Linked DNA regions of Homo sapiens: region 1 is linked to region 2. A link is a loop called in an ENCODE intact Hi-C map of the cell type or tissue named here. Cell type or tissue: heart right ventricle. All regions are shown on one strand. Links, peaks and the distances in the headings refer to the core of each region. The heading gives the core; the rest is flanking DNA.

Region 1 (15,167 bases), core at 4,298-12,297, 150 kb after region 2:
AGACATACCGTCTAGTTCATCTAAAAGTTTCCCTTAACAACTCAATCCCCTTTATTCTTGTGCAGTGCCATGGATATCCTATGCCCCACAAGTCCAGCTGGCTTGGCTGGGATCCACCTGGCTGCAGAGTCACTGTGTGTCCGGGTGCAGTGACTATCCACGAGAAGTTGGACTTGCCCTTTGTTTCCAAGTTCTAATCCTGACCCCTGCCTGCTTCCTTCTTGGCTTCTCTCCACCTCTAAGCTTACCTCACTCTCCAAGGCCTCCTCCCACCCACTCTGTGACCTTTCTCTCTAAAATATGGCCTACAGAGTCTCTATATAACAAAGACTCATTTGGCTGGTGACAATCATTCCAAGCCTTCCCAGGACTTTCCAGCCTCCAGATCCGAAGAAGGTTATGTTAACTTAAACACCCACAGGTCTCTAACTCATGTCCCTTACCTGTGGAATTGCAGAATCATTTCCTACTCACCTGCCCTTACCTTCCCTAGTTACTGCTTAGATTGGCCAGGGGTAGCCCTCATTTAGTAAGTTTATTCATGATCTTCTTGGTGCATGCTTTGTTTTTTTTTGTTGTTGTTATTGTTGTTTTGTTTTGTTTTGTTTTGAGTCAGAGTCTTGCTCTGTCACCCAGGCTGGAGTGCAGGGCCATGATCTCAGCTCACTGCAACGTCCGCCTCCCGGGTTCAAGCGATTCTTGTACCTCAGCCCTGCAAGTAGCTGACACTACAGGCACCTGCCATCACACCTGGCTAATTTTCGTATTTTTTGTAGAGATGGGGTTTCACCATGTTGGCCATGCTGGTCTCAAACTCCTGACCTCAAGTGATTTGCCCACCTCAGCCTCCCAAAGTGCTAGGATTACAGGTGTGAGCCACTGCACCCAGCCATGGTGCATGCCTTTTGTCACCCAGGGCCCTAAAACAGAACTGCCTGGACCCTAGTCTTATACAAATCTCCATGACAAAAACTGCTTCTCATTTCCCCTTAACTCTCCTTCTACACAGAAGAAATGCAGTCGGCTCTCAGGAAGGCAGTCTAGAGCATGATTAAGAGGACGACGTTGCACTAGACAGGTGGATTTAAATTCAGATTTCCACTCTTTCCTGGCCACTCAGATGTTAACTAAACTCCCTATGCCTCAGTTTCCACATGTGTAAAGTGGAATATTGATACGGTAATCATTAACTTATAGAATTGTGTAGGTGTATTCATTCTCTAGGGTTATTGCAAGAAATGACCACACACTGGATAGCTTAAAATAATCGAAATCCATTCTCTCATTGTTCTGGAGGCCAGAAGTGGGAAACTGAAGTGTCCACAGTGCTCATTTCTTCTGAAGGCTGGCAGGGAGGATCTGTTCCCTGCTCCCATCTTACCTTCTGGTGGCTGACAGTGGTGACAGTAGTCCTTGGAACTCCTCGGTTTATAGACACATTACCCCAAACTTTGCCTCCATTTTCTTTTTTTTTTTCTGCTCCAGTCAATGAAAGGGACACTTTATTGATCCCCAGGGCCATGAGGCCCTGTGGGGAAGGAAGAGCCTTATTTGACCTTCTTCTTGGGGCACAGGTTGTTGGCGTGGCCGCATTTCTTCTTGCAGCAGTTGACAGCACGGGGGTGAGCACAGCACTGGCACAGATCATCTTGTCACAGTTGTATTTCTGGGCAAGCCAATGGAGGGAAGGCTTAATAATGCCACCTCACAGGCGCAGCACCAGGTGAAGGGTGGACTCTTTCTGGATGTTCTAGTCTGAGAGACTGTGGCCATCCTCCAGCTGTTTGCCCACAAATATCAGACACTGCTGGTCAGGCAGGATGCCCTCCTTGTCTTGGATTTTAGCTTTGACATTCTCAATGGTGTCACTGGGCTCCACCTCAAGAGTGATGGTCTTGCCCGTGAGGGTGTTCATAAAGATCTGCATCTCTGAGTCTGCAGCTCAGCCGCCTCACTGAAGAGAAAGAGCGCCTCCATTTTCACATCACCTTCCTCCACGTGTATCTCTCCTCTGCGTGCCTCTTACAAGGACTCTTGTCCCTTAGGGCCTACCCTGATAATCTAGTGTGTTCTCATCTTTGAGATTCTTAATTATATCTACAAGACCTTTCTTTCTTAAAAAATTTTATTTTTAATTTATTTTTTATTTCCATATTTTATTTTCCATAAAAAAAATTTCCATATTTTTTATTTCCAGTCCATTGGGAACAGGTGGTGTTTGGTTACATGAGTAGGTTCTTTAGTGGTGATTTGTGAGATTTTGGTGCACGCATCACCCGAGCAGAAAAACTAAACCCAATTTGTAGCCTTTTATCCCTCACCACCTTCCCACCCTTTCCCCTGAATCCCCACAGTCCATTGTGTCATTCTTATGCCTTTGCATCCTTGTAGCTTAGCTCCCACTTATCAGTGAGAATATGATTAGGTTACTCCAGGTTACTAAGAATGCCATTAAGTCATTCCTTTCTATGGTGGTATTCTATCATATATATGTAACAGTTTCTTTACCCACTCATTGACTGATGAGCATTAGAGCTGGTTCCACATTTTTACAATTGTGAATTGTGCTGCTATAAACATGTGTGTGCAAGTATCTTTTTCATATAATGACTTCTTTTCCTCTGAGTAGATACCCAGTAGTGGGATTGCTGGATCAAAGGGTAGTTCTATTTTTAGTTCTTTAAGGAATTGCCATACTGTTTTCCATAGCTCTTGTATTAGTTTACATTCCCGCCAGCAGTGTAGAAGTATTCCCTTTCCACTGCATCCACAGCAAAATCTATTAATTTTGATTTTTTGTGTATCTGCAAGACCCTTCTTACAAATAATGTCACATTCACAGATTGTAGATGTTACGATGTAGACATATCATTTTGGGGAGCACAGTTCAACCCACGACAGTAGGATTATAAGAGATGGTGCATACACTATGCTTAGCACCATGGCTGGCACATAGCAAATAGTTTTGTTCTTATCATTCTTTAAAGGGCCAGAGCTAGGCTCTAGATTTAAAAACAAGTATCTCTGATCTTCTCCATTTCCCATCTCTCTCTCTCTCTCTCTCTCTCTCTCTCTCTCTCTCTCCCCCCCTCTGTCTGCTTAGTTTGAAATCTGCCAGAAGTTGAGCATGAAACAAGGACTTGGATACAAGTAGTTTTATTGGTGGTGGGGGTAACATGGCGGGGGAGGGTCGGAGTGGGGAGGTCAAGGTGACCTCGGGACTCAGGTGCAAGGGAATGGACAGAGTGAGCCAAGGAAGAAGGAAAAGCCAATATGAGGCTATTTTTTTTTGTTTGTTTTTTGTTTTTTGACAGAGTCTCACCCCGTCACCAAGCTGGAGTGCAGTGGCACAATCTCAGCTCGCTGCCACCTCTGCCTCCCCGGTTCAAGCGATTCTCCTGTCTCAGCCTCCCAAGTAGCTGGGACTACAGGCATGCTCCACCACACCTAGCTAATTTTTGTATTTTTAGTAGAGATGGGGTTTCACCATGTTGGCCAGGATGGTCTCGATCTCTTGACCTCTTGATCCACCTGCCGCAGCCTCCCAAAGTGCTGGGATTACAGGTGTGAGCCACCACACCCGGCTGAGGCTACTTCGTATATGAAGCAGCTGTGTAGACAATGGGATATAAATACCGTCGGAAGCTGTGAGAAGTGTACGGAATACATCCCAGAAATGTCCCGTTGATGGATCAAGGTGAGGCATTTAGACCCTAACTCCACCTGCTACTGGTTGAGGGTCACCCCCAGTGACTCCTGCTCATGGCCTCGGCAGCTTCCTACAGCTTCACAGAGGCCATGGTGCGCACTTGGATAGCATACTGTCAATTTGAGTCTGAGCTTGCAGGAACCTCTGCCCGGCAGCTGCAGCTGCATTCAGAGGTGAGCAGGTATGATAAGGAACACCTTAAATCAGCTTAAGGGGGTATGATAAGGAACACCTTAAATCTCCTTAACTCCTCACTAGAAGCCAATGCATAGATATCTTCCATGATAGGCTTATTTTTTTCATGTTGTCACAGGTTGAATTGTGTCCCCTAAAAAGATACATTGAAGTCTTAACTCCCATACCAGTGCATGTGATTGTATTTGGAAATAGGGTCTTTGCAGATGGAGTCAAGTTAAGATGAGGTCCTCAGGGTGGCCCCTGCTCCAATATGATGGGGGTGCCTTAATAAGAGGAAGAGAAATGGCAGAGGCTGCCATGCACAGGGGAAAAATGTGAAGACACACAGGACAGGGTCCACATGATGATGGAGGCAGAGATTGGACTGATGCATCTACAAGCTAAGGAATGCCAAAGATTGCCAGCAACCAGGAGATGCTAAGAGAAAGACATGGAGCACATTCTCTCCTAGAGCCTTCAGAGAGAACACGGCCCCGCTAACACCTTGATTTGTAACTTCTAGCCTTCAGAACTGCAAGAGTATCCATTTCTCTTGTTTTAAGTCACCCAGTCTGTGGTGCTTGGCTATGGTAGTCCTAGGAAATGAATAAACATGCTCATTAATTCATTCTAGCAATGCCTGGATGTGTTTTATGGGATAGAAAGGGCTCGCAAGTTCATTACTTAAACCAATCTTTGAGCCTCATTTTGGCTCAAATAGAACCCCACTGACCATGGGAGGGTTCAGGGGGGATCTGGGTTGGAAACATGTGTCCTCTTCCAAATTGCTATGCAGCTCACCCACACCATCTGCCAGCATTCTTCACCCCCTCCCCTACTGCAGACCTGTTCCCGAGATAGCTCTGCTCCCAACATCCCTGAGAGTAATATCTTGACCAACTCAGGGACCACCTTATAAAAGACTCAAGACTTCACTTGCCAGGTACAATCGCATCCATTTGCACTTCTTTAAACTGCATGCTATTCAGCTTCCCTTCCATCATCACAGTGGACTCCACTTTGAATCCTCCCAGGCTAGAATTGTAGAGTGCATGGGCCCTTGGGATTATCAACGCTCATCCTTCCCACTTTACTCTTGGAGAAATATTATAACTTTACCACCTATCACCCTAGGCCTGAGTCCTGCTCCAGGGTGGAATAGGAGTTCTGGCTTTCTCCTCCCAAACCATCTGTTCATTCTGACCTTGGTCACATTCCCTTTTTTGCAGGGGAGTGGTGCTGGGAGCATAGCGTCTTCATGCCATCTCTTCTGCTTGTGCCTGGATTGTAGCCTTAAAGATTTTATCCAGAATGTAATGTAGGCAGGAAATTCCCACCAATACCAAGGGGCTAATGACAGCCATTGTGTTTCCTTATGAAAAGCAGGGGTCAGCACCTTTAGTTGGGGAATAAATTACGAATTTGTCTTCAGTGTGTTTCTCACAGTTTCTCCTACTGTGCTGGGTGTACTAAAGACAGATGACACCCTACCCCAAAGTCAGTGTAGAAATGCAGAGAAGCTTGAGAACATGAAATAGAAGATAAGAACAGAGAGAACGGGGGAGCAGAGGGAAGAAGAAGAGAAAAGAAATCTTCAGGAACACATAGAAAACTATCTGCTGGTTAAATTCCAGGCTTTGAAATGCAAAGAATGGCATGTTCCAGTAGCTTTTTATAGACCTATGCTCTACAACATTAGAAACAAGCACAGCGGACACATAATTTCATGGTTACATCCCGATTTGGTTATTTTTGCCAGTGCAGCTAAGGGATACCCTGATCAGTAAAATCCAGATAATTTCCAAAGCTGTTGCATCAAATCCTTTGGCTTAGTCCTTCCTGCAAAACACAGGATCACTCCCTGACATTGCCAGAAAACTGTTACTGCAGACTGGCATTTCACCTTCTTTAAATGATTCTGACCACTTTCCCCAAATACAGAGGTGTTTCCAAAGTAGGAAGAACAGATAAATGTGCCAGGCACAGCATGCCTGTAGTCCCAGCTACTCAAGAGGCTGAGGCAGGAGGATTGCTTGAGATCAGGAGTTTGAGACTAGCCTGAGCAACGTAGCAAGACCGCATCTCAAAAAAAAGTTATAAAAAATTATAAAACAATAGACTACACTCCATCTTCACCCACCTCCAAAACACACAAAGGAATTCTTGTTTTCATGGTGCATGCCTGGGTCATTTCTGCAGGTGATTCATTAAAACACCTGGTTTGGAGTCATAAATTGTACACCCGTTAAGTATACATATGTTAGTTACTGCTGTGTAACAAACTAACCCAGAACTTGGTGGCTCAAAGCAACAACCATCTTACTTGAGTCTAGTTGTCTAGTTGTCTAGAGACAAGTTGTCTAGTTCTACTGATGTGGGCTAGGTACAGCTGTCTTACTCATGCATCTGTGGTCAGCGGATAGGTTGGCTGGGGGCTGGCTGGTTTAGGATGTCCTCAGCTGGGATGACTCATACCTTTCCAGTAGAGGGTGTTGTCATGGTGGTGACTAGCAGAAAAAAAAAAAAAAAACGACAAAACAAAACACAGTTTCCAGTGTCTGAAGTGAGTTTGTTACCACCCCATTGTCCAAAACAGGTCACATGCTCAAGCCACAAACTGTGTAGGGCACTACCAAAGGTTATAGGCACAGGGAGACATCAAAATGAGATGCATGTCTCCAATCAATTTACTAGAGGGTAGAAACTGCACAGGTAGCTATTCAACAATAGTATGCTAGCTACATACAGAAAACAAAATGAAAAGTTTGGAAAATTATCTGATCATCCCCTTGATCAGTCATCAGAAAACATTTTAGTAAAGAGCTAGGTAGTAAAATTGCAGGCTTGCAGAACGTGCAGTCTCTGTCACAGCTACTCAAGTGTGCCACTGTAGCATGAAAGCAGCTATGGAATACATAAATGAATGAGTGTGGCTGTGTTCCAATAAAACTTTATTTGCAAAAACAGGGGGCTAGCCCATGATCTTGGTCATCATTCATGAAACTGACATTTGCTGGGGTCAGACTATGGGCCAGGCACTGTGGATGTGAAGATGAATAAAACATGTCCCAATGAGCTTTCAGCCTAATATGGAGACTGGCATACTGTAAGAGCTCAACAAATACGCAGTGAGTTAACATTAATGGGAAGATAGGTAATAAAGAAACACAATGGAAAGGAATGTTGCTGGGGCCATAGAAGTCTAGACAGGGTGCAAGGGATAGGAAGAAAGAGGCTTCCAGGAAGAGGTTACGTTTGAAGACTGTGTAGGCGTTCTCACAAGCATATCTAGGGTAGAGTTTGGAATTCCAGGCTGAGGGAACAGAGAGATTAGAGACCAGGTGATGAAAAAGAACTTGGCGAATATTTAAGCGGGGCTGGACCAAAGGGTGTTTCATTTAGCTTTCAATTTTTTTGGCTGGGTCTAGATTCTTTTAAGCCTAAATTATTCGAAGGTTCAAATTTCCGCAATCCTTGGGGAATACCCAGTACCTGAGGTATTATGACAGCATGTCTTTTCGCCCTACCAAATTTAAAGAAGCGATATGGCGCATAGAGAATGAACCAGATTAGGAATCAGAACTGGGCTCTAATTTCCCTCACTCCTCTCATTGCTCCCTGGATAACCATGACCATTTCACATGCCTCTTTATGCCTCAATTCCCCTAACTACAAAACGGGGGAAATAATGTCTCATAAGATCGCTGTAAGAATTCCAAGAAATATCTACGATGTGCTTAAACACACTGCCTGGTTGGGGATAAACACTCAGAAATGCTAGCTAGCTATCCTCATCTTCATTGTTATCATTGTTGATCATCATTGCCATCTTCATTTACTCTTCTCTCTACCCAATCCGTCCTTGAAACTCCCTACCCCAGACACTGAAGCCTCCAGAGATGAACCCAGAACTGGCTCCAGAAACAAGTCCCCCACCCCCTGCTGTTTGTTGGGTGGGGTGAGTCGGGGGACGCTGTCTGAGTCTCTGTTGTGTGCACAGCCAGCGAAGATGCCTAGAGCAGGGTTGGAGACAGGCAGTGGCGGAGGCTGCGAGTTGCTCGCCAACAAACAAAAGTTGCCTTTCATCTGATCCAGTGCTCCCGAAGAGGAATCACTTCCTCCTGCCTGGGCGTTTATGAAAGCCGACAGCAGAGGCGAGAAAACAGCCAGCTCTTTCTGCGCGTGATAAAACCATTACAATCAATTTAGGCAGCTCACAGGCGCGCAGACACTCTGTGTCGACTGGATTCTGTTACCGGGAGTGGGGTGGGGGGAGCTGGGGCGGGGTGGGGGGCGCGAGGGGGGCCTTCTGGGAGACTGGAGCATTCGGCCTTCCGCGGATGGGCCCCATTACGGCTGCAGGCTGGCGCCACTGCTGCGGGGGCTCGCTACCCAATGAAAGTGTCATCCAACTGGAAGATGGGGGGGCTACCAGTGTTAGCTTAACTCCTGCGGTCTCGCAGACTAATTGCTCACGGTGGAAACACGCCTCAAAGTGCTTTGGCCTCGTCAATAATAGGGTATCAGATGCTTTCCATTCCACAGCGCATTGATCTGTTTCCTCCCCAGGCCTCCTCCTGGCTCCGCTCCCTGGCGTCCCCCCACCGGTGCTGCCCTGGCTTCTACCTCTGATGACTCTTCTTCCTTTTTTTTTTTTATAAGTGTTTTCTAAGCGTGTGTTTAGCATGAGTGGTGCCTAAGTGCTAATTGTTACACCACAGATTGATTGGCGACGAGATGGCTTGCCAAGTTCCTCCAGTCTCCCGGGGGGAGGAGGGCGGGGCGGAGGGAGGAAGGGTGGGGAGGGCTTAGGGTGGGGGTGGCAGCGGTTGTCGGAGGGAGGAGGAGAGGGGAATCCTTGATACTTCTGAGTTGCCTCTGAATCTATGTCTTTCTGGGTTGGAAACTCGTGCCTGCCGTCGGGGAGATTCAGTGAGGGGGCAACCTCTACTGATACTTTGTTATTTGAGAAAATGGCATTGCTTTCTTTGCCAGTGCTGAATAAACCCTGGAACAGGCTGCAGCTGATGGAATCAAGCAGGGAGGATAAGTAGTGGGGTCAAACGTCCTTGCTGTCCCGGGCAGGGAGCACGTTGTTTTATCCATGACACCCCCTCAACAACCCCCAGTCCAGGTCTAGGTTAGGGTCCCTGCCAAATGCCCTGAGAAATAGAAGTCTGTACTTAGCCCATCATCCCTTTTTGGAGTTACTTATTATCTGGTGCTTTCCACTGACCTGTTTTCCACAATGGTGGGAACCTAACGCGGAGCGTGTCAGGTTCATGTTGCCCCCAAAACATTTATTCTCATTCATCCAGACCACTGGGTTTTGAGGTCTTTGGAAAATGGGGTTAGCTGAGCCTGTCAAGATTCCCGCAGGTGGGATTCCTTTGACACCTAAAATCCTTCCAAAGGCAATGCTGGATGCTTCCTTATAAGGCATAGAAACTCTGTCTTGGCAATGAATACGCTGAAACACTTGCACCTGACAGGTGAACCTAAAATCTTTGGGTGTGTGCCTAGTTCAAATGAGACAGCATGGAGTCTATTAATCCAGTTGTGAAATCCAACCAGCTTTGGAGAGCAGCTTCTGACCCACTTGGAAACTCTATCCTCCAGGTGGAAAGTGGGGGGCCTAAGAGACATAGGCGGTGAGGTGCACTTGGAAGGCAGACAGCCTGAGCTCCACCTCTCATCCATCTGGTGACACTGGACAAGGCACTTAACTTCTTAGTGCCTCAGTTGGCTCACTTGTAAAACAGGGATAATGGCAATGCCCAACCCATATCAGGAGGGCAAAATGAAAAGCCATCTGGTGATTAATAAATATTCCATCAGCAGTGGCTGGTACAATCACTGCTTTGTAATCTTTCTTCTTCGTTCTGAAATACTCAGCATTGTATAGTCTTGCTGCTCAAAGTATGCTCCGTGAGCAGTGACTTCAGCTCATCTGGAAACTTTTTAGAAGTGCAGAATCTCAGATACTGCCCCAGACCTACTGAATGGGAATCTGCATTTTCACAAGATTCCCCAGGAGATTTGGGAGCACACTGAAGTTTGGGAAGTACCAACTTATACATACTAGAACCCCTTCTTCCCCAATCCAGAGCATAGTAAATGCACAGCTTATATTTGGACTTCTTGGGGAGGGCAAGCATGACATTTAACAGCTACCCCAGGATGAGACAACTTCACTTGCTTTACAGTGGACACGAACATGAGCTCTCATTGGAGTTTTACCCTTTGGCCAACCAAGAGCTACAGGTATCTAAGGCTTGGTTTTGCAACTTTCTCTTGGGACAAGCATCCTTGGCATTTTCCTAAGAGATTGGCTGGCTTCCTGGGAAATGACAGCTCTGGACAATTCTTCCCTGAAAATACGCAGCAGAGTCATAGTTTACCTGCAGCCTTCCCCAGTTGATGGAGTATCCAGGCAGGCAGTAGAATAGGATGGTTCAGAATATTGGTTATGGGAACAGCCCTGAGTTCAAGTGCAGAGAACAGCTTGTGGGACATAAACCCATTAATCCACCTCTATCCATTCTGTGCCCGCCCTGGGACCTCTGCATGTGCAGCCTTTGCTGGTCTCTGCCTCTTTCTCGTTATTCAAATTTGAACTAAATGTTACCTCCACAGAGACACCTCCCTTTCTGACCTCCTAAAGCAATCATCCTCTATGTAATGACCCTATTTCTTCTTCTAAAGCACTTACCAGTGACAGAAGTTACCTCATTTGTTTCTGTGTTCCTAATCTGTGTCCTCCCATCCACCAATTAGAACATAACTCCTTGGGGACAGTAGTTCTGTCCTTGTTACCAGTGAAACCACAGTGCCTAGAACAGCAGGTAGTACAAAGTAGATGCTCCAGAAATTATTGTGGACTGACTCCTTCAAGTTTCTCATCTGTAAAATGGAGATAAAAGAGTGACTTATTTGCTTAGAATGGAAGTGAGGTGACCACGTAAAGCTCATAGATCAAGAACATATACCAGGCCAGTGCTCAATATATAGAAGTGGTTATTTATAGCGTAATAGTGGTATAATTTAATACTGAAAACAAGCTCAAAGAGATATTTGCTTACCTCTATCTTTGACATAAATACTATTACTATTTCTACTACCACAACCAATAATAATAATCTAACAAGACAGTCACACGTGCGAAAGCCAAGCCCACTCTTATCTCAAACTGGTATTTTGGTGTCTGCATATGTTTGCTTGGGGACAGAAGTTAAAATACACAGAGACGTGAATTCCGCAGTACCAAATAAATAGTTGGTGAATTAACAAATGAATTGTACTTTCCAACTACCTGTCCTTGGGCAGGCTACTGTGCCTGTGCAAGCCTCAGCTTCCTCATCATGTCATTTGGGGTAATAATAGCTATTCCATGGAGTTGTGGTTGTAGTGAAGATAGACAGAGACAATGTGTTTGAAAGCAGTGGTTTGGTATATAGAACTCCTTCAGCAAATATTGTCTTTTCTAATTTTATTCTCTCTCCAGCGCCTGTGGTGGAACCATACTTGGAAGTATTTGCCTCATTTTATAGACAAGGGAATGATATTCAGAGAGGTTTGAAGGCTTTTCCAAGTTTCTCTCCCTCTTTGTCCCCCTCTTCCTCCCTCCCTCCTTCCCTCATCCCCTTCTCTTTCATACACACACTCTTCTTAATTAGGGAAATAATGAAAACTCAAAAATTTTTTTTAATCCCAGATCATTCCCAACAAGAAAAGGCAACAAGACTCCAACCCAGTTCCAGCCATTAGCTTTGAAATTTTCTAAGTCTATAGCAATGATATTGGTTAACACCAGAGGGTTTTTTGTTTTGTTTTTTTTGAGATGGAGTTTCTCTCTTGTTGCCCAGGCTGGAGTGCAGTGGCGAAATCTCGGCTCACTGCAGCCTCCGCTTCACGGGTTCAAGTGATTCTCCTCCCTCTGTCTCCGAGTAGCTGGGATTACAGGCGCCCACCACCACACCCGGCTAATTTTTTGTATTTTTAGTAGAGACGGGGTTTCGCCATACTGGGCAGGTTGGTCTCAAATTCCTGACCTCAGGTGATCTGCCCACCTCGGCCTCCCAAAGTGCTGGAGTTACAGGTGTGAGCCACCGCACCCGGCCTGAAAGTCACTTTAAGACCTATAAACAAATCCTGGAAAAATAATTATTATCTGGGAAGGACTGCTGATCATGTTGTCTTAGGTCACTGGTTTTCAGACCATTTCTTTAGCTTTAGTGCTATTAGGTCACGCAGGTTCTTACTCACATGGAGCCACAAATGATGATAATTATGACGACAATGGTGAAGACGATAGCTAAAATTCTGAGCAGTCACTATATGCCAGGAACTCTATGTAACATTCAAGACGCATTTTCTCATTTAACTCTCAGAGTAACCCTATAACATAAGTATTATTTCTGTCTGCCTTTTACCAGTGAGGAAGCTGAGTCTTCAAGAAAGAAAGTCGCTTCTACAAGGTCACGGAATTAGTAACTGGCCAGCCCTAGACATGAAGCCAGGTCTGTTTAACATCCATCATGACACAGTGACTTCTGATCATGTCCAGTAGAAACCTCTGAAGAAACTTGGGGAACAGATTTGGTCTCTGGTGACCCCAGTTTAAAAATCACTAACCTCAGTCCTTTCTAAATCCAAGAATCTATAATGTTAGTTTGTTGGGTATTTGAGTCTCATCATCCCCTCTGGTGTTCATTGTAAAAGCTGAAAGAGGAAATGAAGAACTAACCAAGAAAGACATAAGAACACAAGCCCTATTGCTATTTCTTCTCCATTGCCCCTTTGGCCACAACTTAGAGGGTAATTAGCCTCCCACTGCAGGCAGGCTGCATTTTGGAGAAAATTCCTAGGTTCAAATCCTAACTCCACTGTTCTAATTGCTGTGTGACTTTGGGCAAGTACTTTGATGTCTGTCAGCCTCAGTTTCCTCATCTGAAAAATGGAGATAATGATACCAACCCCACTGAGTCATTATTGGATTAAATGAGATGGTCCATTTAATTGTTAGCCCACTACCTGGCTTATGGTAAGCACTCCAAAAAAAAAAAAAAAAAAAAAAAAAACTACATGAGTGAGAGATTACCTCTTTATTCTATGGTTGGCAAGGTAAAAGACAGATTTTTCTGAACTTTTCTTTAGTATCTAAAATGTGTGACTATATTTGTGCTTTAAAAATTTTCCATAACAGCTAAGTAACTTTTTTTTTCAAATTAAATCTTAAACAGAGACCATATAAAAGTAAGACAGGGTGGAGAGCCATTCTATTTGAAGTAGCAGCCCTTCTGTCAATAACCCCTTTAACACAATCACAGAAGCCTTGGATTCTTGTGACCCAGTTTAAAAACCATTAAGCTACCCAACTGCATGTGTCCTGTGCTCAAGAGCAAAGCCCCTTTCCTCCTCCCCACCTGCTCCATGAGGAGACTGAATAGAAGGCCCTATGGCTCCAAAATCATGTTGCTGTTGTGGTTATTGTTGTTTCTTTCTTCTGTTTCTAGAAATTTCTAGTAGAATTTTATGATAAGGTATAATTTAGGCCAATCTTATTTATTATGCAACCAGTCTGAATAAATGAATGGATGCATAGGTAAATAAGTGACAAATTGATGAGTAAATGGAAGTGTGAATGAATGGATAGGTGGGTGGGTAGGTGGGTGGATGGATGGATAGACGGGAAGGTGGTGGATGGATGGGTGGATGGATGGGTGGATGGATGGATGGATGAATAGATGGAATGGGTAGATAAATGTGAGCTTGAATACAATGGGGAAGTATGGGATGAATGGATGGATGAATGGGATGACAAACATGGATGGGCTGGGATGGGATAGGATGGGTGGTAGCCAGGTGGAGTAATGAATGAATAAGTGCAAAACTGAGATAGAGGTATAAGTGGGTGGGTGACTGTGATGATGGGCAAATGGATGGACAGGTGGGTGATTGAGTAAGTAAATGGATGATTGTATGGGTAGATGGATGTACGAATGGATGTATGGATGAAGAATAGATGGATGGACAATGGATAAATGGACAGATAGATGATGGATGGGTGGGCAATGCATAGATGGATGGGTGTATAGATGGATGAACAAATGGCTCAGCAGAGGGATGAGTACTAACAGTTTAACCTGTCCACGCGAGCACTGATAGTGCACTCTGTTACAGTAGAAATAAAAGTCTGACTGAGAGGGAGTGAGTGACAGGAGAGAGACTAAGTAGTGGCCACGGGGCTCAGTGATAGGTGCCACCTTTAGTGCTCAGTGACCTAAGACAACATGATCAGCAGTCCTTCCCAGGTGCTGGGAAGCACCTTTTCCAGGATCATGATGTCATCTAATCCTTACCACTGCACCAGAGGGAAAGAAATCCTATTCCATTTTGCAGAAGAGGAGATTGGGGTTTAGAGAATTTCAATCAACTTGCCCAAGGCTGTGCAGCGATTAAGTGGCAAACCCAGGTCCCTGTTACACCACCATCATACTTTCTGCATAGAGATTCTCCACCTGTAGATAATTTTCCAGAAATGTAAAAGAAAGTTATTAAAAGCAACATAGCTAAAGGAAAAAAAGGAACAGCAGAGAGGAAAAGGAAAAGGCTTAAGGGTATGAAAAGACTAACATTTATTGGGCACCCATGTATACCAGACTCTGTGCTTTATATATGCTTTCTGGCTAACTTTGACAGCCCATTAGGTTGAGATTCTTAACTTCATTTTGTAATCAGTAAATTGAGGCTCAGTGTGGTTAAAGAACGCTGCTGCTAGAGTCCTATTCTAATTTGTCAGGGATTTGAACCCTCTTCAGGTTGGGAATGAAACTTGACGAAGCTGCCTTGAAGATCCGTCCTTTTGCTATCAATTTCACGAGATGGAATTTCTAAAAATAAAGGAAGAAGAGGAGAAGAGAGAGGAAAGGAAAGAATATATACAAATATCCAAATATGGAAGATAAGGAAAAGAAACATGACCAAAAGGAGGAAAAGAGAGGAAACCAATTTTATACAAAGAGAAGTAAAGGGAAGATGAAGAAGAAAAGAAAAGGCGAAAGAAGACAAAGGACCCAAGAGAGGAAACCAATTTTATACAAAGAGAAATAAAGGGAAGATGAAGAAGAAAAGAAAAGGCGAAAGAAGACAAAGGACCCTTTTCTTGATCCTCTCTTGTCCAGAGAAACCGCAGCACAAATTGCAATGGACGGTTCCCCCTCTCGCAAAGTGCCTTTTAGCTTGCGCGCCTGCCTCTGAGGGCCGGGGCGAGAGAGACGGC
Region 2 (15,167 bases), core at 3,359-11,358:
GACCCTGTCTCAGAAAAGAAAAAAAAGCCATTCCCAGGCCTAACTCCCAGCCACTCTTATGGCCATAGGTCTGGGGTGGTGCCTTCGACTCTGCATCTGGAAGCCATGCCTCTAAATGATCCTAATGCCAGCAGAGCTGGACCACACTTAGAAGAATCACTGTCCTGGTCAATGCTTTTGATCAGCTTCTGTCAATTGCTGCACCTTTTGAGAGGAAAGTCTAAGACACGAGAGGTCCCTCCAACCCTGTGCCTGCCTCCCCCAAAAATGACTCTACATTTTTTAAAAGGGTCACGCACATTCTGTGGCTGCTCCCAAGGACTCCAGCCTGGAATTACCTGTGAGGACTTTTTCCTCCAGTTTCCCCCAGTGTATCTGCTAGGTTGCCTATGAATGGAGGTACCTTCAACTCCAAAGCAACTTAGGCTGTTTAATTGCACTAATTGCCACCCCAGGCTGTAAGTTTTATGTTAATGCTCTACCAGGTGATTCATGTGGTAAATTACACACTTGAGATTTCACCAAGATTTACCTGCTAATCCTAAACTCACTTAAGACACTACTCATGCCTGCAACCCCAGATCCGGCAGCTGGGCGAGAGGTACAGATAGGCCTAGAGACCTCACACAATGCCTTCTTGCATCCTTGTCTCCATCTCGATGATTTTTCTCCATGTCATCTGTCCTTGGACAATTCTGACACTCCCTACCCTGCAGCAGGCAGGACCCTACTTGCAGACAAATGCCCTGGCCTGGCCACATCCTCAACTCTCAGGGATGGATTACAATTGAATGGGTGAAAAAATAATCTGTTCCAAATGTTTTGGGTTATAGCCAGAATCTCAGCAGATTCATCCATTTAAGAATTACAGTTAATATTCTTTCAACCCTCTAACCACTTCTTAACAGTTGTCTTCACATCTATCTCTTCTTATTCTACACTGACTTGGTGGAAGTCTTCAGATTAATCTTCCTAAAGCACCATTTTGTTCATCTTGCTCACAGCTCAAACACCCTCTGTGACTCCCACTGGCCACTGTTCAAACCCTTCAAGCTGACTTTCGTAGTCCAGTCCTGCTCTGGTTATCTCCTGCTGCATAACAAACCACCCCAAACTTAGTGACGTGAAGCAACAACCATCATGTATTATTCTCATCTCTCATGGTTCTAGGAAGCAACTAGTTTCAGCAGGATGGATTGTGTTAGAGTCAGATAGTGGCAGGGTCTGGAGGCATCCTGAAGGCTTTCTCCTTTACATATGTGGCATCTGGGCTGGGGAGATTAAACAACTGGGGCTCAAATAGCTCGGGCTCCTTGGACATCTCTGCTCTCTGTCATCTCTCTCTGTGTTCCCTCTACCATGGGCTCAAAGCTCCAAAGGTGAATGTCTCAAGAGGGAGGGCCAGGCAGAAGCTGCACCTCCTTATGACCTTACCACCTAGCCTCAGAAGTCACATAGCATCATTTCTACCAAAAGTCACAAAGATCCTCCATATCCAAGGGGACAGAATTAGCATCCACCTCTTGATAGGCAGAGTAGCAAGAATTTGTGGTTGTGTTTTGAAACCACTATAAGCCCCAAGCTCCTTTTTACAAACATGGGCCAGGATTTCATTTCTCAACTGAGCCATCTGCTTCCAGTCAAACTATTCCTTCTTTTCTTTCTTTTTTTTTTTTTAATTCCTTATTTTCAAAGCACACCTAAAACTTGCCTCGTCCATGACTCTGTTCACCCCATTATCTTTGTAGGGACGCCCTCACCTTGCCGCCATCTGCATAACTAAATCCTACTGACCCTGTGAGTCCATCTCATCAGAAACATTTCCGCTCCCAAGCTCAGTCTCTTTCTTATGCCAATTATTATTTGTTCAATTCATTGAACAACTAATCATTCTCTGCTTTGTGCTATCACTTCTATTTCCATCTTGCTATTTGGCTATGTCTTTTAGAATTTAACATCTCATGTGTGGATAATTTCTCCTTAGTTCCCTGGTCAAGTCTTCATGGTAATCACCATCTATTGGATGCTTACTATATGTCAGCCACAGTACTTTGCCTTTTGCTGACAGTAACTCACCTATTCTGGACAGCAAGCTGGAGTCACAGGGGTTATTAGTAACTCATTTTGCTGATAAGAAACCAAGGCACTGATAGGTTACCTTCTGTGGCCAAGTTCATGCAGGCTCAGAAGCAAGAAAAGTGGAATTCAAACCCATTTTTCCATGTTCCAAAGCCTAGTCTCTTCTCCCCTTTGTTGAAACACCTCTTACTTTTATCTTCGTCTCTTCCATTTTCTCACTCAGGACATCCACAAAAACACTTTCCATGTGATTTTAATTTCTCTGCCTTGGTTTGATTTTAATATCTTTACCCGAGGTCCAGGTACAAGGCCAGACACAAGCCTAGCATGAAGAAATTTCTTAGGAATAAGTAAAAGTGCATCCGGTTAATATTTTTGGTGTGATACGGAAGAATGGATTTAGCTACAAGGTTGTTGACACAAGTTCGGAAGACTTTGGAAAGAATCACTGGGTCTTCTCCTGTTTCCTTGGTTGTCTTTATTGCCTGGGCAAACCCTTCCTAACCTCAATGTTTTTCCACTCCTCAGAAACAAACATCACATTCTTATACATTCTTTAGGCTTCAGCCTTTCAGAGAAGCCTTACAACTCCCCTGACCTACCACCACAAAACGACATCAGTTCTCCCAGTATGCTAGCAGGGGGTGAATTTCGTTCCCCCCAAAAGATAGGTTGAAGTCTTGACCCTAGGAACTAAGCATTTGATCTTATTTGGAAATCGGGTCTTTTCAGATGGAATCAAGTTAAGATATGGTCACCATGTGGGCCCTGCTCTGACATGACTAGCATCCTTATAAGAAAAGGAGAACAGACACACAGGGAAAACACCATGTGACAACAGAGAGCAGAAGGTGATGCAGCCAAGGGTTTCCCCAGAAGCCGGAGGAGCAAGGAAAGATTTTACCTGCAAAGCCTTCACAGGGAGCACTGCCCTACAAACACCTTGGTTTTGGACTTCCAGCCTCCAGTGCTGCAAGGGAATATATTTTTTTGTTGTTTTAAGCCACCCAGTTGTAGTACTTTGTCACAGCAGCAATAGGAAATTAATGCACACCTTATCCTACTTTACCGCATATGTCATACCTAGAATCAAGCCATTTGTATAAGTATCTATTTAATAGCCATTTGCCAGGAAAGAACCAAGTCCTTGAGAGCATCAACTCCATTTTGCCTGCAGCCACGCCCAGGGAGCACAGAGTAGGCCCTCAGTAAATAGCCCCTGCGTGCATCCATGAATGGAAGTCTCCCTCCTCCATGTTAACTAAACACTCTCAAGGCCTGTCGCCCCTTCTGGAGGCCCCAGAACCACACTGCCACGGCTGGGCTCTTGCTGGAGTCTGCTCTCCCTGGGACACACAGAGAGGATTGTGTGGATTCACAAGGACCTGGAGGCATGCGTGTGCTCCATCTCACTGACTTAATCCCACTGCAAGTAGGGTACCCCGAGGATCATCAGAGACCTGCCCTGTAAGCTCCTCACCTCTGAGCAATTAACTAATGGGTAGTTGGAAGTAATCAAAGACTCCCATCGGAGTCTGTCAGCCAAGCCTCCCTTGGAAGTCTGAAAACAAAGACTATCTGCAATGCCTAGGCTTCAAAACCAGGGAAATAAACCTGTATCAAATCAAATTCCCTGCCTCCAGCTGAAGAATGTACAGGCTCCTGTTGTATAGCCTTCTGGCATTCTTAGGGCAAGAACTGTATTCAGCCACTAACCTTTCTCTTAAATTGCCTATCCAAGATAGGCCATTATTATAATGAAATACCTCAGCTGGGAATGTTCTTGGTTGCAGCTAAAAGGTTTTCTTTCTGACTACTGTGCTCCTAGGCGCTGCCTTAATTTGGGGGAACTTCCCTTTGGCTGTTTTGAAAGGATTTTGACAGGTCTGTTTATATTTTATTTGATTTGCTTCATTTCAGTGTGTGGGTCAGCATGCCCCAGTCCTAATGATGATGAAAACTGGAAAAGATGGGGCAGCCCCAAGAAAGGATTAAGGAAAGAGCCATCATTTTAGTGAGGGAGAAATGGGAGTCAAGCCTGTGGTTCTAGAAAGCTCCGCGTCCTGCCCTGTGGCAAACCCACCAGGAGCTGGAAGAAAGTGCTCAGACGTGGTGTTTGCAGCCTTAGGACCCTCTGGGCCTCCTTGTTTGAACCACAATGCCCTTTGCACAAGGCTGTCTCAGGAGCAGCTGATTTTAAGAGAAGGGTTAAAGTTCATGCTAAATCCCAAAACGCTTAGAGCTCAAATTCAAGGGAGGCTAGGTGGTCAGAGGCCTTGTCAATACTTGAAGAGTAAAATGCTTGAACGTCCATCAAAGGTCCTGTTTGATCTGATATCTGGGTCTGCCCTCTCTTCCAACATCGAGGCTTCAACCCAGAGGTCTCAAGTTGGTGGTTCCAGGGCCAAATCTGGCACGTGGATATGTTTTGTTCAACCTGCTCAGTGTTTGTTGGTTTTATTTACATTTCCCTTAATGTTTTTTTTTTTTTTTTTTTTGCTGAGTCATCAAGATAAAAGAAAACGGGAAATTTCACATTAAAATATCCAGCTCTCCTTGCAAAATCAGAAAATCTAGCCCCCTGGGCTTGCATTTCCATGTGGCAACCGTTGACTATAAATGAAGAGCAGCCAACCCCTGGCAGATGAGGGGCCTCCTTATTCCCCATCACTCATGTCTCTGACCTGCCTGGCTCTGGTAAGCAGACTAGTTTGAGACCCCCACTCATCTAACCATTCAGCAACACAGCCCTCGTATTTATACCACAGTGTCAAATTAAATGTCACCCTTTCCAGAAAGACTCTCAAACCCTCCCAACGGAAAACTTCCCACCTGGCCCCACCATAGGTTTGTGTTTCATTTGCCTAACTTATTTGGGTATGGATCCTCCCCTCTGTCTGGGTGATGTGAATAACTTCATTCATCTCTCATGACGTAACACACATCATCTCCTTCAGGAGGCCTTCCCTGATTGCTCCTCCCTCCTCCAGCCTGCTGTCTTTTGCTGCTTCTGCCTATCCAAGCTTTTATCATCCTTGTTTCTTCTCTGTCTCCCCTGCTGGGCAGGAAGAGGGCAGGGGCTGAGCTCTGTAAATCCAGCAGGAAGCATGCAGCTTGGCTTCTGGGAGGGTCTCTCGGGAAGTGTTTGCAGAATAGAGAGAAAATGGGACAGAAAGGAAGAAAAAGCTCATTTGCTCAGGATATTCAGTTAGAATGCTGACAGCAGGAAGGCATCATCATAATAGTAATAATAATAATAATAGTTCCTAGCACCTACTAGGGGCTTTGTATGTGAGTCTTTTACATATTAATTCATTGTGTTAGTTTCAGTCCTCTGGGAAGCGGAAGTCTAGATGGAATGAGACATTTACTGAGGGAGATGTCTGTGAAGGATAAAGGGGAATGAAGCAGGAGTAGTCCAGGAGAACCTGCACATCAGGATGCAGGTCCCACAGGGGAAGAAGAGAAGGGAGGCGGACTGGGCAGGAAGAGCCTGCAGGATAGGTCTGGTCCACTCCGAGAAAGTCTCTGCCTGGTGATGAGGAGTGGCCCGCAAAGATCGGCCATCAGAGCAGTCCCAAACCAGGCAGGAGAGGCTGGGCTCTAGCACCTCTGCCATGCCCAATCATTGGTTGGCGGCAGCTGGGAGAGCGGGTCCTGGCTGTGCATGCTTGGGTGGATCTTAAGTTGGGTCATCTGGAGGCTCTCAGCTTGCAGGACTTCACACACGGAGGTCTGAAAAATCCCAGCTCCAGGGCTGCAGCACCCAGATAATCCCCACAACGCCCCTAGGCACCACTGCTGCTATTGCCAAGCTGCGCCTTAGGGGAAGTGACATGACCTGGTCCAAAGCTACAGAGCTCTTAGAGATGGAACCAGATATCAATACCAAATCAGGCGTGTAGCCACCCTGCCCTTGGATCCTCGGCAACCCTCGGGGAAAGACAGGTTATTAGAGTCTTGGGTTGATGGCCCAAGGCCCATTTTTCTGAGAAGGAATATGGGACCCTGAGCCAGGAGTTGACTTGGCCATTCCCGAGGGAGGCCAGCAGGCACACCCAGGACTCCTGGCCTCCTGCAGCCGAGAGGAAGGAGACTCCGAGGCACCGATCCTTGGGGTTAGCAGGAGGTGGATGTCCACCAGCTCCTTTGTCAACCCTTCCCCAGCCCCACTAATGATGATAACACCAGCCTGGTCCTACAGAACAGCTTCTATGTGTTGGGGACTGTTGAACCACTTATATCTTTGCCTGTCTTTAACCTCCCGGCATCCCTGTGACGCAGACACCTTTATTCTTCCCGTTTCCCAGGGGAGAAGATAGAGATGCAGAGAGGCAAGACACTAGCCCAAGGCCACAGTTAGAAAAAGGCAAAGTTCAGATGCAAAGCCAGGTAGGCCCTGCTATTCAAGGCTCTGCTAACTTCAGCCAAGCAAGTAAAAAACAATGGATGTCCTGTGAACAGTGGCATCTTTGGAAAACGTCGCTGTTTTTATTAATCTCTCTCAAGATAGATGTTGCTCAAACACAGCAGCGTCGTGACAGTGCCAATAGCCAGCAGTCTCCTGTCCGCGTGGGTTGCGAGCCCCGGGCGTGGACGGAGTTGGGAGCGGAGGGCGGCAGGTGCCAGCGGGGCCCGCCTCTCCCTGCAGGCGGCCCCGGCAAGTTCACGGCCGGCCCGGGGCGAGGGGCGAGCGGCGCGCGGCCGTGCGGCTCATTCTACCGCCCTGCGTGCGAAGGGGAGGCCGCGCCCCCGCGCCCCTCGCTCGCGCCGTGCCTGCCGCCGCCACCCGCCCGGCCGCCGGGCCGGCCACTGAGCGGCCGCTGCAGACTCGGCGGCGCCGGCGCACCTGCAATCAGGCCCCGCGCCGCGCCGCCTCCTCGAGCCCAAGGCCGCCGCGCGCCGCGCTCGCCGCTGATAAGAGGCGGCGGGGGAGGGGCGCAGGATGCTGGCGTTGCGGAAGGGCGGGGGATGGGTGGGCAGCTGGAGCGGGCTCCCCTCCCCTCCCCTCCCCTCCCCTCCCCTGCCCTTCCTCTCCCTCTCCCTCTGCGATGTCTCTCCCGAAAGTGTGTGACTTGCCCATGTCTGTCTCTTGTCTGCGCCTCTCCCCTAAATTCCCTCCCTCCCCAGCCCTCGCCGCGAGCGTGTGTGCGCGCGTGTTCGTGTGTGTGTGCGTGTGCATGTGTGTCTGTGTCTCCAGTTGCTCCCTGTCTCCTGTACCTGTCTCTGTGCACTTCCTGACCTTTCTGTCTCCTACTCCCCACCTCTCTGATTCTCTCCACCTCCTGCTGATTCTGTCGCTCTCTTCTCTCTTAGCATCCCCTCTTAGTTTCTCCCTCTCTCCCTGTTCTATTTCTCTCTTCCTCACCTAACTTGGAGCCAGTCCCTCCCCTCTCCCTGTGTCTGTCTTCTCTCCCTCTCTCCATCTTTCTGACTCTGACCTGCCTCTCCCCTTCTCTCTCCCTTCCCTGTCTCTCCGAGTCCTTGCCTGTCCTCCTCTCTCTGCATCTTTTCTTTCTGCGTCCCCAACTCCCTCTCACTTCTCCGTTCTTTCACTCATTTGTCTGTATCTTCCCTTTTCTTTTCTCGCCCTGGGCTCCTCCCCATAACTCTGCGTGTCCCCTGCCCATCTCAGCATCCTGTGGCACTTTCTGCATGGCCGGCCCGCCTGCAGGGACAAGGCCTTCAGAGCCAGCGGTTGCAGGAATAGCTGGACCCCACAAGGGGCTAGGCTCAGCAGGTGTCCTGACTTCAGGGGGCAGGACTGTGCTCACCTGTGCCTTTCATGTAAGGCTCTGGCGCACTTCACAAACAGTCATTAAGGCCTGCCTGGGGGCAGGTCAGGGAATATCACAGCCTGGGCTGTTTGGTTATCTTCATTATTAATACACACTCCCCTGCCTTAAATGAGTTTAGTGCAGGGGACAGAATCCCGACTGACGCCTGGAGAGATTAAGGTTTCCGAGGGTTGCACAGGCCAAAGATGACAAACTGATACAGCAGGGATGTGAGTTTCTGCTGCTTCCTTCCTGCAGTGCAAGCCTCTGCCAGGAGCTTATAAACCACCCTTTCTGAGACGGCTCTGGGGGTCAAGAGATGGGGCTAGATTTATCTGAATGGGTCCTGGCCTGGTGGTCTGCTTTGCACCAAACATGCAAGCAGGGATCTCAGTGGAACCAGCCCCTTTTGCACTTGAATAAATTCAGGAGCGATGGGAGAAGAACAGTGACATAGGGTTTATTTGTGTATTCATTTTTCTGACCAGGGGATGCATCCAGAAAGTATCAGTAGTTAAACAACAAGGGGGCTCAGGAGTTGCCATGCGTCAGCATCTCAGAAACTGCATCTGGGGCAAAGCCACTGGGCCAAGAAGGCCAACAAGGTGGTGCCAAAAGCACATTCATTGGGCAGCTTTGCTTCATGAAAGCAGCTCAGATCCACATTCAAGCCAATTTGCCCAGACAACACTTCCCCCCACACCAACTCCCCAAAAGGGATATTTCTTTTTTTTTTTTTCTTTGAGATGGAGTTGCCCAGGATGCCCAGGCTGGAGTGCAGTGGTGCGATCTCAGCTCACTACAACCTCCACCTACAGTGTTCAAGCAATCCTCCTGCCTCAGCCTCCCAAGTAGCTGGGATTACAGGCACCCGCCACCATGCCTAGCTAAGTTTTGTATTTTTAGTAAAGACAGGGTTTCACCATGTTGGCCAGGCTGGTCTTGAACTCCTGACCTCAGGTGATCCACCCACCTTGGCCTGTCAAAGTGCTGGGATTACAGGCGTGAGCCACCACACCAGGCCCCAAAAGGGCTATTTCTGGCAGCTACTCTGGTGGCAGCAGTCATAACTAATGCTCACTGTTTAAGCTCACATGTCCCTGTAAAGAAAGAGCCTGTGTGTTGAAGCCTCCGGGATGGCTGGAATTGGGGGAAGGGAGAGAGACAAAATGCTATGGCCATTTGAGTATTTTTCACCAACTCTGCCTCCAGTATAAGAAGTTTTGGTCTAGTTGGGCACCGTGGTGCATGCCAGTAGTCTGTTATTCGGGAGGCTGAGGCAGGAGGATCACTTGAGGCCAAGAATCCGAGGCTATAGTGAACTATCATCGCACCTGTGAAAAGCTACTGCATTCCAGCCTGAACAACATAGTGAGATCTTATTTCTAAAAATAGATAGATAAATAAGAAAGTTAAAGTTATTGGTCCAATACTGTCAGTGAAAGGCCTTTGCTCTGTGACTTGCCATCTCTGGGCCTTAACCATAAAAGAAGACACTTAATCTAACAATTTATTTGGCCCTTTCAAGTTTCTAGTCAAGCAGTTTCTATCTTTTGACTTAATACACACTTCCCCTAAATGTGTATTAAGTCACTAAATATATATAGTATCCTTAAAGTAAGTGTATCTTTATTCCAGGGCTGCAGGTAGGCCACACTCCCTGTTCCAGATCTCTGGGCTTTGTTGTTGTTTGTTTTGGAGACGGGGGTCTTCTCTTTTTTAAAACTAGACCAATCTAGTGAAATGCCATGACATTTTATTTTGAAAGACTCATGCTAGGTTATATACTAAGCATGCAAACATTCTTGAAATCTACTGTAACCTCACTTTGATAGCAAATACTAGTCTACCGGTGAGTTGAAAGACTTAAATTTTTTTAAACCATTTTTTTAATCATTTGCAGATATTTAAATAATTTTTAATAGCATCACTTACTTTGACTATCATTGTCAAAGATGACAACTTCACCTCTCTGCTTAGTAAGTAGTTCAGCTAATAAAGTACAATAAAACAAAGTGTCTATTGTAGAATCCAGATCCTAAGCATATAGGTATTGACTAAAATTCTTCCAGCTTTCCTGTTTATATGAACAATTTTATAATAAATGCTAGGAACAAAAGTATAGAATGTCCGCCAGCACCTAGGAGAATATTTAGTCTGTAAATCAAACTTCTTGTCATCAAAGATCAGGATCTGGCTAATAATTAAATCACATGCAGAATCTGGATGCTTAGTGGCTCTCTTTGAGAAAAAAGAAATGCAGCCTGCTTGGCGGCCCAGCCCAAAGCTAGCCTGGAGGAGCCGCAGGAGGGGCCTGCGATGGAGAAATCTAGAATCTGATTGCACACAGGCCACTGACTCACACTGTGATCTTCGGTAAGTAGGTTTACCACTCGGTGTCCTGTTTTTCCATCTGTGAGATGGGAATGATAACATGGGGCTGCTGGGTCAAGCCAGCAGATAACTTCCAGAAAGCCCTTTGAGCTTCTTGGAAACAGCACTCGAGATATGATGAGGCGCCAGCATGCTGCAGAGATGTGTGCCCAGTGGCAATTGGAATGATCCAGGTTCAGTCTGGGCAGAAGTGGTCATCGGGCTGTAAACAGAGCTTTTCAACTGCTCCACCTGGTGTCATGCATCTCATCTCCCCTTCCCCCTGCCACCCCCCTGCTTTTCTGCCCCTCCCTCCATCGCTCCCAACACAGCTCCAGCCTGAAACGCTTTCTCCCTCCTAAAACCTCCTGCTGTCACAGCCCAGTCATGTCTTACAGCAGTAATGTCGATAAGAAGCAGTCATTACTATTATAGAAGCTTCCATATTATTTTACAGGCCCTGTACTAAGTGAGTGCTTTAAAAGCATCATCTCTTTTAATTCTTACAAAAAATCACCGAGGTAAATATTCTTATTATTTCTTTTTTACAGATATTTATAAAACTGATAGCTACCAACTCCAAAACACTTTTCCTAACTTATTCCATTAAGAGACAACTCGTGCTAGGTGCTTTACATACATGGTATCATGCAGCCCTCACCACAGCCAAGCAAGATGAGACTTCCTTGTCTTTGCTTCACAGATAAGCCCCTCTGAGTCTTCATCAATGTACTCTTCCTCATACTTCAGTATATTTTCTGTGACTTTATCAAGAAGCTGTTTTGCCACTTTCCCTCGTATTTCAAGAGTGCACAAACACCTGCAGGGTATGTTTTATTTGCTGTAAAAACAAAACTCTGAAGTCTCAGTGGTTTATCACAATAAAACTAAATACAATGCGAGTTGGTAGAGGGCTCTGTTCCATGCAGTCATTCAGGGGCCCAGAATCCTTCCACTTAGTAGCTCTGCCTTTTCTATGTCTTTAAAGTCTTCTTCTTTTGGCAAGTAGATGAGAAGAGAGAGCATGAAGGATGATGTGGGAGGTTTTTAGGGGCCAGGCCTGGAAGTTGGGAATATCACTAATGCCCACCATCCATTAGCCATAACTTAGTCACAGGGTCTTACTCAACTCCCAGAGACACTGGGGAACATAATGTAGCTTGTGCCCAGGAGGCGAAAGAAGAGAATTTTTGTGAACATATAGCAGGCTCTGCCACAAAGTCTCAAGAATACACAGACGGGGAAAAGAGATGTCCTTCTTCTGTAAAAGTTCCAAAATTAAGTATTTTCAGAGCTGTGCACCTCACCCCTAGCCATGAGTAATCTCTCTACAACACACCAGCTGGGATTCCCAGCCCCTTAAACAAAAATAGAAATAAAAGGGACAGGTCCGGTGGCTCATGCCCATAATCCCAGCACTTAGGAAAGCCAAGGCAGGCAGGCAGGCAGATCGCATGAGGTCAGGAGTTGGAGAACAGCCTGGCCAACATGGTGAAACCCCATCTCTACTAAAAATACAAAAATTAGCTGGATGTGGTGGCGCACACCACCCAAGTAATCCTAGCTACTTGGGAGGCTGAGGCAGAAGAATCGCTTGAACCTAGGAGGCAGAGATGGCAGTGAGCTGAGATCATGCCATAGCACTCCAGCCTGGGCAATAGAGTGAGACTCCATCTGAAAGAGAGAAAGAAGGAAAGAAAGAAAAAGAAAGAAAGAGAGAGAAGGAAGGAAGGACGGAAGGGAGGGAAGGGAAGGAAGGGAAAAGAAAGAAAGGAAGGGAAGGAAGAAGGAAGGAAGGAAGAAGAAAGAAAGAAGAAAGAAAAGAAAAGAAAAGAAAAGAAAAGAAAAGAAAAGAAAAGAAAAGAAAAGAAAAGAAAAGAAAAGAAAAGAAATCTGCCCTGGAAGTCTTGACTCCTTGCTAATAGAACTTCCGTAGAGGAACAATAGGAAGTCTGACCACTTTCAGGTTTAAACCTGTCAATGACTCCCCAGGAATAAATCTCCTCCTCTTGTCAAGTTACACCTGCCCCTTGGGATGTGGCTCTGCTCACCTCCCCAAGCTCCTCTTCTATCACTACCGCAGTGCCGCTTGCTCTGTGAACACACTAGGCTCTTTCTCATCTCCAGGTATTTGTACACGCAGCTCCCTCTAGCTGAAATACCCAGCACTGGCCCCTACTAACAGCTATAGAGCAAGCTCCTCTTCACCCTTTAACACTGTAAAAAAGCCACTGTTTCTTGAACGCCTTCAGTGCCTTCGTAGGCTCCTACAGGCCTTATTACATTGTTATAGCTATTGGTTTGCATTTTCTCTCATGCAGTGACCTACCCCACCAAGCCCAACCTTCAGACATAACCCCTTGGAGAGCACAGTGTTTAAGGGAGGGCGGCTGGGGAGATGGAAAGAGTAGTCTCCGTGGTCCTTTAGAACTGGCTGGCCTCTCCTCACTTACTAGTTTGTAGCAGTTGCTATGCTTGGCCTACCCAACCACCCCTTTCCACAGCTTCCATTCTAGAAGAGCCCAGTTTTTCTTTCATTGCTCCTGTGTTGCTGAAAAAATCCCGATTGGTTAAAGCCAATCATGTAACTCCTCCTCCCATTTTCTTGCTAATGATTGGATGAAGAGAGAACATGTGACCCCCATGAGCAGGCATCTGCGAGGAGCTACTTGGAAAGGTTTCTTTGCTCTGTAAATAAACACAGAAGGAATGGACATTTTTCTGGCTTGAGCCATGGGCGTATGAGAGAAAGTGACACCTGAAATGGCACAACCAACAGAGGCAGAGGCAACCTAGAGGGGCTGGTGAAGGAAAAGACAGAAGGAGCTTCTGACTTCAATGATATTGTTGAGCTGCTGAATTACTCAACCCTGGAACCATCTTAACTGCATTTCTTTGTCTACGAGATTGTAAAATCCCTGATGTCTAATTCTTCTGAATCTTTGCTTCTTGTAATTTGAAGCTAGTAATGTTCTAATAGGTGACAATATAAATTCTCATCCCAAGGTAATTTATCATCCTTCACCCGTTCCCTTCCTCCCACCCTTCCAAGTCTCCAATATTATTCCACACTCTATGTCCATGTGTACACATTATTTAGCTCCCATTTATAAGTGAGAACATATGATATTTGACTTTCTGAGTTGTTTCACTTAAGATAATGGCCTCCAGTTCCATTCATGTTGTTGCAAAAGACATGATTCCATTCTTTTTCATGGCCGAATAATATTCCACTGCATATAAATACCAGTTTCTTTATCCAATCATCCAAAGATGCTATTACCAATTATATCAAGGCAACAGAAGTAAACTGTGGGACTGAACGAAGTAAAGTGGGAGGTATGCTCATCTTAATCCTAAATTAGATATATGCAAGTCAGTATATATGTTGGATATAAACTTCCATTTCATCATCTACAAAATGAGGATGAAATTATTCCATTTGTATTGTTAGTATGAGAATTAAATAAGAAGAAGCTGGGCACAGTGGCTCAAACCTGTAATCCCAGCACTTTGGGAGGCCGAGGCAGGCAGATCACTTGAGGCCAGGAGTTCGAGACCAGCCTGGCCAACATGGCAAAACCCCGTCTCTACTAAAAATGCAAAAATTAGCTGGGCTTAGTGGCACACACCTGTAGTCCCAGCTACTTGGGAGGCTGAGGCAGGAGAATTGCATGAACCCGGGAGGTAGAGGTTGCGGTGAGCCAAGTTCACGCCACTGCACTCCAGCCTGGGTGACAGAGCAAGACTCCATCTCCAAAAAAAAAAAAAAGAAAATTAAGAAGGGATGTGAAGTACCTCAAACACCTCCAACAGTGCTTAACACATAGCAGGCATCTGTCCTTCTGCCTACACACAAAGAGAATTCTGGTCTAGCCCTTCAGCTTATTTCCCTTTCTCTCTTAGAGGCTTCAACTGTTGCTCTACTGAATGTTCAGATTTTATTATACAGAATCACAAGAAGAGAGAATAGAAATAAGAGAAATGGTCCATGGCCCATAGGTTTTATGTCTGTTTCACAGTGTACAGGAAGTACAAATAAAGAATGTGAGTTATAGGAAATTAATTTTTGATTGTTTGTTTCATTAACAGTGATAGAGACTAGAGATTGAACCACAGGGCTCATGGACTTCTTAGGGCTATAAATGAGTGAATGAATAAATGGATGAATGAATATTTTATTAGGATCAACAACCAATCAAGTGTCTATCTGCCAAATTATAAGGATGAATCTGAGAAAAACTATGTGCTTAGAGAAATGTGCTTTATGCATCCCGTATTCCATTCTTTACCTATTTTTTAGTGGCTATACCTTTATACTGAGCATTCCTATGTGCTCTTGTTCTTCACATCCCAATTACAGAGTAACCCCAGAAATAAAATCAATTACAGCTATTAGATAAAACTGATGTCATAAACAAAGTTATCTTGTACTGCCACTGCCTTCGATTCAATTCAAGTCAACCAATATTTATTGAGCACCTTGGAGGTCTCATACTGTTACCTCTTCTGAGGTATCTGAATTTTGAGGGGAAAGGAAAGGACAATTTTTAATCTAAAACAATTTATTTCAAATGCACTGAGAAGCCCCCATAGGAAAATATTTATGGATTGGAATCTCTTTTGAGCCTTCATCATCCCACTAAACATTCTGCTTATCCCTGACCTACAGATTTGACAAATCTTAAATAACATAGGTGAATCATTATGTGTTAAAAATGAAGACTGCTCAAAGAACAGTCAGGTTGTTGATCAGCCAGATTGAAATTATTTTTATAACATTTTTAATGTTTTTCTTATGACTAAAGCAGCAACACTTAAGAATTCAGGACATTAACAAATGTGCAAAGAAGAAAATAAAAGTCACCAATCAGAAAACCATGGGCACTATATGCTTTCTTCCATCTTGACGCTCTTGCTTGGTTGTAGATATCTATA

Evidence for each region. Peaks named below come from ENCODE experiments on the same cell type or tissue, not always from the same donor. Only the 100,000 strongest peaks of a DNase experiment are listed, where the experiment ranks them.
Region 1: it touches region 2 in a loop (3-fold over the local background); 4 of 110 quality-filtered maps call a loop at or near these places.

Annotation. Positions count from the first base shown.
Region 1 is chr12:115,591,057-115,606,223 of GRCh38, forward strand. The region is part of intron 1 of LOC105370003 (a long non-coding RNA gene); the gene reads right to left. LOC105370002 (a long non-coding RNA gene) reads right to left here. Exons shown (of 6, transcript NR_188487.1): 3 at 10,599-10,789; 4 at 6,285-6,393. It also overlaps the pseudogene UBA52P7. Among named protein-coding and RNA genes, the nearest start is that of LINC02463, 290 kb to the right of the region's middle. In heart right ventricle, for the core only: no CTCF peak of the experiment used is centred there; a DNase peak (open chromatin) is centred at 8,458; H3K4me3 peaks cover 786 bases; H3K27ac peaks cover 1,916 bases; H3K27me3 peaks cover 5,594 bases.
Region 2 is chr12:115,445,145-115,460,311 of GRCh38, forward strand. The region is part of intron 2 of LOC105370003 (a long non-coding RNA gene); the gene reads right to left. Among named protein-coding and RNA genes, the nearest start is that of LINC02463, 430 kb to the right of the region's middle. RefSeq lists a silencer at 6,772-6,881. In heart right ventricle, for the core only: no CTCF peak of the experiment used is centred there; a DNase peak (open chromatin) is centred at 7,039; H3K4me3 peaks cover 937 bases; H3K27ac peaks cover 1,652 bases; H3K27me3 peaks cover 1,001 bases.